2 separate regions of the Homo sapiens genome follow, and region 1 is linked to region 2. A link is an interaction called in ENCODE POLR2A ChIA-PET data of the cell type or tissue named here. Cell type or tissue: A673. All regions are shown on one strand. Each heading gives the region's core, and the rest is flanking DNA. Links, peaks and the distances in the headings are about the cores only.

Region 1 (5,362 bases), core at 163-5,162, 330 kb before region 2:
TGGGCCATGCCACAGATAGAGGCCGCACTGGGAGCCAGTCATCCATGCTAGCAGCACTGGAGGAGTTTGCTGGGGAAAGGGAGGGGCCTTTGAAGACAGACAGGCACGCATCCAGCCATGAACGGGCGTGTTGCAGAAGTGGCCGGGAGGTGGTTGTCTGGGATTAGGGGAGTGTGCCGTGTGCTGGGGCCGGGGAGGTGCGTGGATGAGGTGGGAAAGATAGAGGCCTAGCTGAGGAGGATGCGCTGCCTCCGAGGCGCAGGGAAGCCTGGGGTAGGGTCATAGGGGTCCCTCTGACCACAGTCCTGGTCATCTTGCGGGGAAGGGACAGGCCTGCCAGAGGAGCGGGGACGGGGTCTGCAGGTGAGTGAGGCTGGGGTGGGCAGAGGGCTGTGGGGGAGCATGGAGGACACTTCTGAGGGAGAAGAGGATCTGGGAGGGCAGGAGCTGAGGGCAGGCACTCTCGTGACGTGGATGCCACCCCCTGGGGCAGGGGGCCCTGAGCACACCACTCTCTGCCTCTGCAGCCTGGCAGGGTGTGGAGCGAGACCTGCGAGGCCAGGTGCCGGGTGGCGAGCGGGGCCTGGTGGAGGAGTATGTGGAGAAGGTCCCTAACCCCAGCCTGAAGAGTGAGTGGGGGCTGACCTGGGGGCAGGGCTGGGCCGGCAGGCCGGGCCTCATGGGCAGGAGGGGCCTGTGCCCACCACCTACCGCGTTGTCCCCTGGCAGCCTTCAAGCCCATCGACCTGAGTGACCTGAAGCGCCGGAGCACGCAGGATGCCAAGAAGTCCTAGAGCGCCCGGTGCCCCTCCCCGGCCTCCGGAAGATCAGGGTGCGAGGTGTCGGTTCCCTCCTGTCCTGTGGTCCTGCCCCTGGGATGGGGGTGCCTTGCTCCAGCGGGCTGCAGATCCCAGCACTGGCGTGACTGACGGCTGAGGCCTGCCTCTCCTTCCCAAGCCCCCTTCCTTCATCCTTGGGGGTCTCAGGCTGCCCCCATCATGGGGGTCTGGGCCCTGCCCACCCTCCTGCCCTCCCCCAGCCACCTGGCTGCATTTTTGAAGCTGCCTGGCCCCCAGGGGCCCTGACCTGACCTCTCTCCTCTCCCCTCACCCTCCTGCCCCTGGCCACTGCAGGATCAGGAGGGGAGAAGAAGGAGCCTCTGCTGCCTCCCAGGCTGCTGGGACTGGGCTGGTTTTGTCCTTGAAGTGGTCAGGATACAGGACAAGGGCAGCCCCACCCCATCCAGCCTGGGCTCCCCGCAGACCCTTGCTGCTCCCGTGGCCTGGACACGCTGGGGAGCTTCTCACACCTACCCCTACCGTCCAGCCTGGCCTCTTCCCTGAATCAGCTTCAAGATGGCACCAGCTCTTTGGGCCTAGGATACTGCCGGGCCCCCCAAGGGGGTCCCCAGCAACCAGGCCTGGCCTCCTGGTGTCTGCGGTCACAGTGGCCCCTGGGCAGGGGCACCCAGGCTGACCCTGAGGTGCTGCTGCTGGGTCTGTCTTGGCTCTGGGGTGTGCTGGGAGGGTCACCAGGTCCCTTTTCCTTCCTGTGCCCTCTGAAAGCTAAGTGTCTGTGTGGCTGTGGAGCTCGAGGGTCTGTGAATAAAGGCGGCGGCACTGGGCGTGGCCTCTTGGTGGTCTGTCAGGCCTCTGCCCCTGCGGCACACATGCACAGCCAGCTCCCGGGCAGGGCTGGAAACCCCAGATCATGGCGAAGGCTTCTCAAGCCCAGAAATTCTCAGTCTAAGCCACTGGGCGTGCTCAGGTCTCCTAGGGCAGGTGGTGGCAGGGAGGGCATTCTGGAGGGAGAGGCTGGGCTGCCTGATATCACTACCCTTGTTCTGCCACAGGGGCTGCCCAGGGGGCCGCAGAGGTAGTAGGCACCACCCTGAACCCACCCTCTGGGGCACTGTGGCCCCTCTAGGAGCTGGCTCCTCCCCTGTCCAGAAGAAGGGGGTGCCGCTGGGCCCAGGAGAGAGCCACGTGCACTTGACCTTCAAACCTGCAAGCTGCCCTGGCAGGCCAGACAGGGAGCTCTATTCCTGTTCCTGTTGGAAGCGAAACCAGAATTTATTCCAGGAACACGCTTTCCCAGAAGAGTGGCCCCACAGGCGCCTCCTGGTGGGTGGGCTGGTGCAGGAGATGCTGGCGCAGGGCTGGCCTCCCCGGGGAGGAGGAGCAGGGGAGGGTGTTCCAGTAATAAACCAGCCCAGCTGCCGCCTGGCAGCCAGTGTGCACAGCAGTACCCAGCCCCGAGCCAACTCCCTGTAAACACACGGCCTTACCTGGCCCCCATGGGGCCTGTGAGTCCTTCGAGGAGCGTTTCGAGTGCCCACCAGGCTAGGGTGACCCAGGCTGCCTCCCCCTGTTGAGCCGATGCAGCCTGGGGAACACCACCACGGGGATGAGGGGCGGGCGGCTCACAGCGGTCCTCATGCCATGTGCCTTCCACTCACCGAGCCTCTTGGGGACAAGGCCCTGCCCTGTGCACCTTCTGTACAGTGGTAGCTGCAAGGGCCAGCAGAGGTCCTGCAGTGGGGGGCCCACTCAAACATGGGGTTCCCAGATTCCCAGGAGGAGGAGGGGTGGGCTTGAGCCCTGGCCAGGCCATTGCTACACCGTGGCTGTGAGCAGGTTGGAGTCAGCCTTGGTTTCTTCAGGTGGTGATGACTACATCATGGGTGGCGCAGTGCTTGGTGCTGCTACCCCCACGAGTCACCGTGTGGGTGCACTTGACAAGGTGCTGAGCCTCACACAGCAAGCGCGACCCTCAGCCTTCGGTGGGGAGTCTGGGCTCTGCAGTCTGGGGCCTGGCACACGGCCAGCCTGCCTCAATTTACCCCTCTGGGTTTTCTGGTTTTTGGTGTTTTTGTTTGTTTGTTTGTTTGTTTTTGAGACGGAGTCTTGCTCTGTCACCCAGGCTGGAGTGCAATGGTGTGAGCTTGGCTTACTGCAACCTCCACCTCCTGGGTTCAAGCGATTCTCCTGCCTCAACCTCCCGAGTAGCTGAGACTACAGGCGAGCGCCACCATGCCCGGCTGACTTTTTGTATTTTTAGTAGAGACAGGGTTTCACCGTGTTAGCCATTCTCCTGACCTTGTGATCCACCCTCCTCGGCCTCCCAAAGTGCTGGGATTACAGGCGTAAGCCACCGTGCCCAGCCTTTGGGTTCTTTTTTTTTTTTAAGCAAATTTATTAAAGAAAAGGGGCCAGGTGCGGTGGTTCACGCCTGTAATTCCAGCACTTTGGGAGGCTGAGGCGGGCGGATCACAAGGTCAGGAGTTTGAGACCAACCTGGCCAATATGGTGAAACCCCATTTCTACTAAAAATAGAAAAGTTAGAGCCGGGTGCGGTGGTTCACGCCTGTGATTCCATCGCTTTGGGAGGCTGAGGCGGGTGGATCACAAGGTCAGGAGATTGAGACTATCCTGGCTAACACGGTGAAACCCCGTCTCTACTAAAAACATAAAAATTAGCTGGGTGTGGTGGCAGGCACCTATAATCCCAGCTACTCGGGAAGCTGAGGCAGGAGAATCACTTGAACCCGGGAGGCGGAGGTTGCAGTGAGCTGAGATTGCGCCACTGCACTCCGTCCTGGGCAACAGAGCAAGACTCCGTCTCAAAAAAAAAAAAAAAAAAAAGAAAAAGAAAAAAATAAATAAAAGAATGGCTACTCTACAGGCAAAGCAGTAGTTTATCCCTCTGTACAGAGTGTGGGCTGTGGTGATCCAAAGGCCTCTCCCCTGCATGGGTGCTGGGACCCCTGTGTAGCACACAGGAGGTGCCGAGGGAGCTCCTTGTGTTAAGAGATGGACCTGATTTGGGCTCACCTGGGTCATCTTACACTGGGCCCTGGAATCCGGGCCTTGCCTACCTACAGCCGGGGGGTGGAGCTCCCCCAGGTATGGCCCCAGCACCTGGGCCTGCCACCAGAAACCTTCAATTTGGAGATCTTTCTGCCAAGAACCCTTCAGAGGAGGGGGCCGGCCTGGCCAGGCACATGCTGGGCAGGAGGGTAGGAGTCTGTGGGGAGCGCTGAGCCCACGGTGTTGCTGGAGGCCCCACCCCTTCACCCGATGCACCGCGTGGGGGATGGGGATTGGGGTGAGGAGGGGGAGGGGATTGGGGTGAGGAGGGGGAGGGGACGCGGGAGAGGGGGCCTAACCTACCTGAGGGCTGGGGAGGTGCACCCACCGGGACCGGACCTCTGACCCTGAAGCAAACTTGCCCTCCCATCCCCTCTTCGGTGGACCACCCAGTGAGGTCAGCTCTGCAGGGGCCACAGGGTGGTCTTACCCCAGCCGTTCGCCTAATGGTGTGAGAACTCACTGTAGTCACAAAGCGGGGTCTCTACTTTCAGCTTGAGGAGCACATAAAGGGCTGCTAGAGTGGGCACCTCTCCCCTGGGCTGCGGGAGCTGACCGTGGGGCCCGATCCCAGAGGGTTGCGGTCCTCCCACCCCAGCCTGTCCTTCAGCCCTGCTGCCACTGCCTTGTCCATGCAGGGCACCAGGGCCCTCCGACCCTCACCCAATCCTGGAGGCTGCTGGACTAAGCAGCTGGAGACACTCCCCTTTCTGCAGTGAGGGCGACTTGGGGAAATGAGGCAACTGCAACTGTTGCGTGTTGTACCGTTGGTGTGCATACACACATCACAATCTGCTGTGTACTGTTGGTGTGCACACACATCACTATCTGCTGTGTAGTGTTGGTGTGCACGCGCATGTCACTATCTGCTGTGTACTGTTGGTGTGCACACACATGTCACTACCTGCTGTGTAGTGTTGGCGTGCACGCGCATGTCACTATCTGCTGTGTAGTGTTGGTGTGCACACACATCACTATCTGCTGTGTAGTGTTGGCGTGCACACATATGTCACTATCTGCTGTGTACTGTTGGCGTGCACACACAAGTCACTATCTGCCGTGTAGTGTTGGCGTGCACACACAAGTCACTATCTGCCGTGTAGTGTTGGCGTGCACACACAAGTCACTATCTGCCGTGTAGTGTTGGCGTGCACACACAAGTCACTATCTGCCGTGTAGTGTTGGCGTGCACACACAAGTCACTATCTGCCGTGTAGTGTTGGCGTGCACACACAAGTCACTATCTGCCGTGTAGTGTTGGCGTGCACACACAAGTCACTATCTGCCGTGTAGTGTTGGCGTGCACACACAAGTCACTATCTGCCGTGTAGTGTTGGCGTGCACACACAAGTCACTATCTGCCGTGTAGTGTTGGCGTGCACACACAAGTCACTATCTGCCGTGTAGTGTTGGCGTGCACACACAAGTCACTATGCTGTGTAGTGGCGTGCACACACAAGTCACTATCTGCTGTGTAGTGTTGGCGTGCACGC
Region 2 (5,362 bases), core at 225-5,224:
CCCCAAGCCAAACTGAGGAGTGTCTGGGAGCCGGGGACACACAGGCTTTCAGTGTGGGGGACTCATTACATCAGCTACTCGAGGGTCAGGAAATAATTTGTCACTCTCTGCCCCACATGGCCTCTGTGGAAATCAAACAAGCAGTGTTGCCTATTTTTAAGGATAAATTAATGCATCAATATAAAAAACGTCAGGCGGCGATGTGGAGGGGGTAGGCAGAGGGGGCTTGTGATTTATTGGCTCTTCAAGGAGTGTTTCTGGGGCCACTCTGGCTTCCTCCTGCCACCAGCAGGGTGCCCAGGGGCCCCTCCACCGAGGTCATGAGCCAAGCCACCCACCCCAACTGGGGGGCCCCTGACCAGGCTGAAGGGCCACACTCCCTCCAGCTGGTGACTCAGAAACATCCAGTATTAACTGCACTGGGACAGAGAGACAGGGAAGGAGCTAGGGGCAGGAAGGAACAGTCCTGGCCCTGGAACAGGTTGTGGGTCTGCCTGGGGCTGAGTGCTCCTGTGTCCTCACACTGAGGGGCTTCTCCTGGCCTGGCCACAGCGAGGCTAATGGGGTCCCCAGGGGGCCGTGGCTCCTGATTCCTTAGCATGAACAGGTGCCCCACAGGCTCAGATGGCCCCCCAGGGCTGTGCCCTCCCTCCCTGAGAGCACCTTGCCAGCATCCCCACCAACACCCAGGACCACCCTGGTCCACGTTTGCCAGTTTGGAAGGTGAGAAATGACATTTCCTGGCTGTGTGAATTTGCATTTCTTTGGTTTTTGGAGGGCGTGAGCTTCTTTCCATTTGTTTGGGGCCATTGTGAATGTCTGTTCAGTCTTTGCCTGTTTTCTATGGAAGGGTCCCCATTTTCCTTGCCGACGGATGCGGCACTCTGGCAGCTGGGAGTGGTGGCGTTCAGCGGTGCCCTTGTGTGCTTTAGCTGTGGTGCGTGCGGGAGAGGAGTGCTGATGCTAGCCTGGAATCTCACCAGGGATCTGCAGCCCCGGCTTTGTTGTCAGAAAATGCTGAGAGAGGCCTCCTGGGAGCCAGGCAGGATGCAGCAGGAAACAGAGGGGCAGAAAGAGCTCAGGTCCGCAGCAGCAGGGAAGGGGGCACCAGCTACCAGAACCCAAGCAAGAATTGGGCTTGAGGGGGCCGAGGAGCGGGGGAGGGGGACTGAACATTTAGACAGGGGTGTGGGGGCTGTCTGAGAAGACACGTGAGCAAAGATTTGTGGGAGAAGATGGAGGCGCCTAGAGCAAGAAGAAGAGCAGCCCTCAGAGGGATGGGCACGCAGAGGCCCTGGGGCCAGCACAGCCTGGGTGCATTCCGGGAGCTGCAGGGAGGCCAGGCCAGGGCCGTGGGGGGCTGGGGCAGGGGGTCAGGCTAGCTGGGGGCCTGTGGGTTCCAGGAATGCTTTAGCTTCTGCTGCCAGTGCTGGGCGGGTAGGCTGTCAGTTCTCCAGGTGCAGGGCAGACAGGTGGTATGAGGCCCAGTTTGCAGAGAGCATGGTGCGCCAAGCCTCGTGAACCACAGAGGTTTACATGCCGGTGAGAGCCCTGGGTCCGCAGGCCAGAGTTTGCTCCTCTGCAGAGCTCCTGGTCGGCCGGCCTCTGCCCTTCTCTCCAGGACTTGGGGGTTCTGCTCTACAGCCAGGCGGCCCTCGGGGAGCAAAGTTCCGGGCCAGTGAGAATCCAACATATCCCCAAGCCCCACAGCAACAAGGGTTGAGGGAGCAAAGGACGGTCGGGATGGTGGGAGGTGGCGGTGGCCTTGGTGGGTGGGTGGGGGTGCTGCTGACTTCAGTGCGCTCCGGTTACTCCGTTACCGCACAGGGGTGAAGTGCTGCCAGCCCCCATCCGTGTCCCTCTGCAAAGTGCTCCTGGCATCGAGCTGGGCTCTCCGGAGGCTCAGCCTCCATTTTCTCCTCTGGGCAAGGGGAGTCCTGGGCCAGCGCCCGCTGTCCAGCCTCGCTGCGCCCCGCAGCCCATTTCCTTTCCTGGAGGCTCTGACAGGCCTGGAGGGCCCGGGCGTCAGGGTCGGGTCAGTAGGCTGCCCGGGTCAGCTGAGGCCCGGTCAGTGCGAGGGGCTTTCTCGGAACCGAGGCCGCGGCTACCTGAGGCCTTTGTGCAGAGCCCCGCTCTGGCCACCCGGGGGGGCCGAGGCCAGGAGATCCGCAGGGCCCCCTAGGAGCGCCCTCCGCCCCCTTAGCGACCCCTCCCAGACCAAGGCAGGGCCAGAGGGGACGGTGCCCGAGGGCAGCGGCGCCGGAAACGGCAACAGGCACAACTCGGCCCCGGAACATCCCGGAGGCCCCGGGCGCCGGAAACGGCAACAGGCACAACTCGGCCCCGGAACATCCCGGAGGCCCCGGGGCCTTTAGAGCCCGCGAAGGGCTGTCTCCTCGGGCGCGGCGGGGCCGGGGCTCTCAGCCTCGCCGCCGACCTCGGGAAAAGCCCCCCAGCCTCTCCACCCGGCAGCTGGAGGAGGCTGGTCCGGGGCTGGGGACAGCGGGATCGACCCGCCTGGGGCTAGGCCGACGGCTGGGGATCGCGGACCGCGGGGGGCGCACGTGCGAGACCCTTTTCCCGGCCCGCAGGGAGGCAGGACGGAGCCCCAACTTCAGGCGCCGACGCCGCGTCCCGCCTGGAGGCCGCCGGGGAGGGCCGAGTGCGCACGCGCCTGACTCTGTCCCCACGGCGCGCCCGGGGGCGCCGGGGCCGCCCTGTGATTGGCCCGGGCGGCCGCGCTCTCGGCCAATGGATGCGCGGCTCCTGGCTCGGCGCGGGCCTCCGCGGCGAGGCATGGGGAGGGTCCGTCTCCCGCCGGGTCTCGGGGCCTGGGGAGGGATGCGCCGGCCCACGGGGTCGCTCCTTCAAGCTGCCCGCCTCCGCTCCGGAGACGAGGCCAGCGAGTCCGTGATCCCGGCCGCCCCCAGTAGTGAGCCCGTGCGCAGAAGCGCCGGCTGAGACGTGGAGCCGCGCCCCGCCTGGCCGGGGCCTGCCCTTCGCAGGGCCTCCCGGTGGACCCCCGGCCAGCCACGCTCTCCCTGCTCCCATCCTGCGGGTCAGAAAAACAATGCTTGGCTGGAGGGGGCCCGCGCCTGTGGTCCCAGCCACTTGGGAGGCCGAGGCGGGAGGATCGCTTGAGCTTGGGAGGTGGAGGCTACAGTGAGCCGTGATTGCACCGCTGCGCTCTAGCCTGGGCCACAGAGCGGAGACCCTGTCTCTAAACAAAACAACAGTGCTTAGAAAGCAGACAAGCCTGTTGCCAAATACCATCAACAAAAATGAGCAGTGGTCATCTCTAGGTGGTGGGGTTGGAGGTAAATAAAAAATATTTTGACTGGGCACAGTGGCTCACGGCTGTAATCCCAGCACCCCAGGCAGGAGTTCGAGACCATCCTGGCCAACACGGTGAAACCTCGTCTCTACTGAAATTACAAAAAAAAAAAAGAAAAAAAAAATTAGCCGGGTGGGCGTGCTGGTGCACGCCTGTAATCTCAGCTACTCGGGAGGCTGAAGCAGGAGAATCACTTGAGCCTGGGCAAGACAGAGGTTGCAGTGAGCCGAGATGGTGCCACTGCACTCCAGCCTGGGCGACAGAGTGACCCTGTCTCAAAAAAAGAAAAAAAAATTTTTTTTTAATCTGTAATTTGTTAATTATTTCAGTTAGCGTTAGTATATTGTTTGTACGAAAATACTGCTTTTGGGCCGGGGGCTGTGGCTCACGCCTGTAATCCCAGCACTTTAGGAGTCTGAAGTGAGCGGATCACGAGGTCAGGGGATTGAGACCATGCTGGCTAACACGGTGAAACCCCACCTCTACTAAAAATACAAAAAATTAGCCAGGCGTGGTTGCGGGTGCCTGTGATCCCAGTTACTTGGGAGGCTGAGGCAGGAGAATCGCTTTCACCTGGGAGGCGGAGATTGCAGTGAGCCGAGATCGTGCCACTGCACTCCAGCCTGGGTGACAGTGTGAGACTCCGTCTCAAAAAAAAAAATTGCTTTTTATAAAAATGAAAGCTGTATAACAAGAACAATAATAAAAACAGTAAGCGTTGGTGAGGATGTGGAGAAACTGGAGCTCTCATACAATGCATGCGCCGTGAAAAACACATTAGCGGTTCTCAAAGAGCGAAGGGTAGAATTACCCAGCAGTTCCGCGCAGCCACACACCCAGAGAACTAGGGGCAGGAACACGAACAGTGTGCTCAACACGAGTTATTCCAAATGTTGACCACAACGATACTCACCACAGAGAAAAGGTGGAAACAACCCACGTTTCCATCCATAAATGAATAGAGAAACAAATGTGGTCCCTCCATACAATGGACTATGATTTAACGTTAAAAAGGAAGGAAATTCTGACGCACACCACGCACAGATGGCCTGAAAACATTATGCTAAGTGACATGAGCCAGTCACAAAGGACAACGTCTGTCTGATTCCACTTATAAAACATCTAGAATAGGCAAGTACAGAAACAGAAAGTAGGTAAGAGGTTGCCAGGGGTTGGGGGGAGAGGGCAAGGCCAGGGGCTGGGGAGAGAGGGAAAAGGAAGTTGGTGCTTAATGGATAGTCTCTGGAATGACAAAAAAGTTCTGCAGACGGATAGTGTTGAGAGTCTCACAACATGGTAAATGTACTCAATGCCTTTGAAGTGTACACTTAAAAATGGTTAAAATGGCAAAATGTATCACAGTTTAAAAAATTATGGGCCAGGCATGGTGGCTCATGCCCACATAATCCCAGCACTTTGGGAGGCCGAAGCGGGCCGATCACTTGAGGTCAGGAGTTCGAAACCAGCCTGGCCAACATGGTGAAACCCTGTCTCTACTAAAAATATAAGAAAATTAGCCAGGTGTGATAGTGGGTGCCTGTAATCCCAGCTACTTGGGAGGCTGAGGCAGGAGAATCCCTTGAACTCGAGAGGTGGAGGTTGCAGTGAGCCAAGATCACACCACTGCACTCTAGCCTGGGCAACAGAGCAAGACTCAGCCTCAAAAAAGAAAAAAAAAATGTAACTTGCCCAAACTAGGCCGGGCGTGGTGGCTCACGCCTGTAATCCCAGCACTTTGGGAGGCCGAGGCGGGTGGATCATGAGGTCAGGAGATCGAGATCATCCTGGCCAACACGGTGAAACCCCATCTCTACTAAAAATACGAAAATTAGCTGGGCGTGGTGGCGGGCACCTGTAGTCCCATCTATTCGGGAGGCTGAGACAGGAGAATGGCGTGAACTCGGGAGGCGGAGCTTGCCGTGAGCAGAGTTTGCGCCACTGCACTCCAGCCTGAGTGACAGAGTGAGACTCTGTCTCAAAAAAAAAAAAAAAAAAATTTAGCCAGGTGTGGTGGCATGTGTCTGTAGT

What was found. ChIA-PET counts read pairs that join two places held together with the same protein. Peaks named below come from ENCODE experiments on the same cell type or tissue, not always from the same donor. Only the 100,000 strongest peaks of a DNase experiment are listed, where the experiment ranks them.
Region 1: POLR2A ChIA-PET joins it to region 2 with 8 read pairs; 2 of 35 experiments call an interaction of 5 or more read pairs at or near these places.

The regions. Positions count from the first base shown.
Region 1 is chr17:81,818,679-81,824,040 of GRCh38, reverse strand. It overlaps MCRIP1 (MAPK regulated corepressor interacting protein 1), which reads left to right. Exons shown (of 5, transcript NM_207368.5): 4 at 528-629; 5 at 730-1,680. The coding sequence ends at 794. Among named protein-coding and RNA genes, the nearest start is that of MCRIP1, 12 kb to the left of the region's middle. RefSeq lists an enhancer at 1,954-2,248. In A673, for the core only: a CTCF peak has its summit at 2,131 (motif pointing left); a DNase peak (open chromatin) is centred at 2,150; H3K27ac peaks cover 1,183 bases.
Region 2 is chr17:81,485,382-81,490,743 of GRCh38, reverse strand. No RefSeq gene overlaps it. Among named protein-coding and RNA genes, the nearest start is that of LINC01971, 6.6 kb to the right of the region's middle. RefSeq lists enhancers at 62-781, 1,503-2,223 and a silencer at 2,546-2,825. In A673, for the core only: no CTCF peak of the experiment used is centred there; DNase peaks (open chromatin) are centred at 983 and 2,703; H3K4me3 peaks cover 1,261 bases; H3K27ac peaks cover 3,762 bases.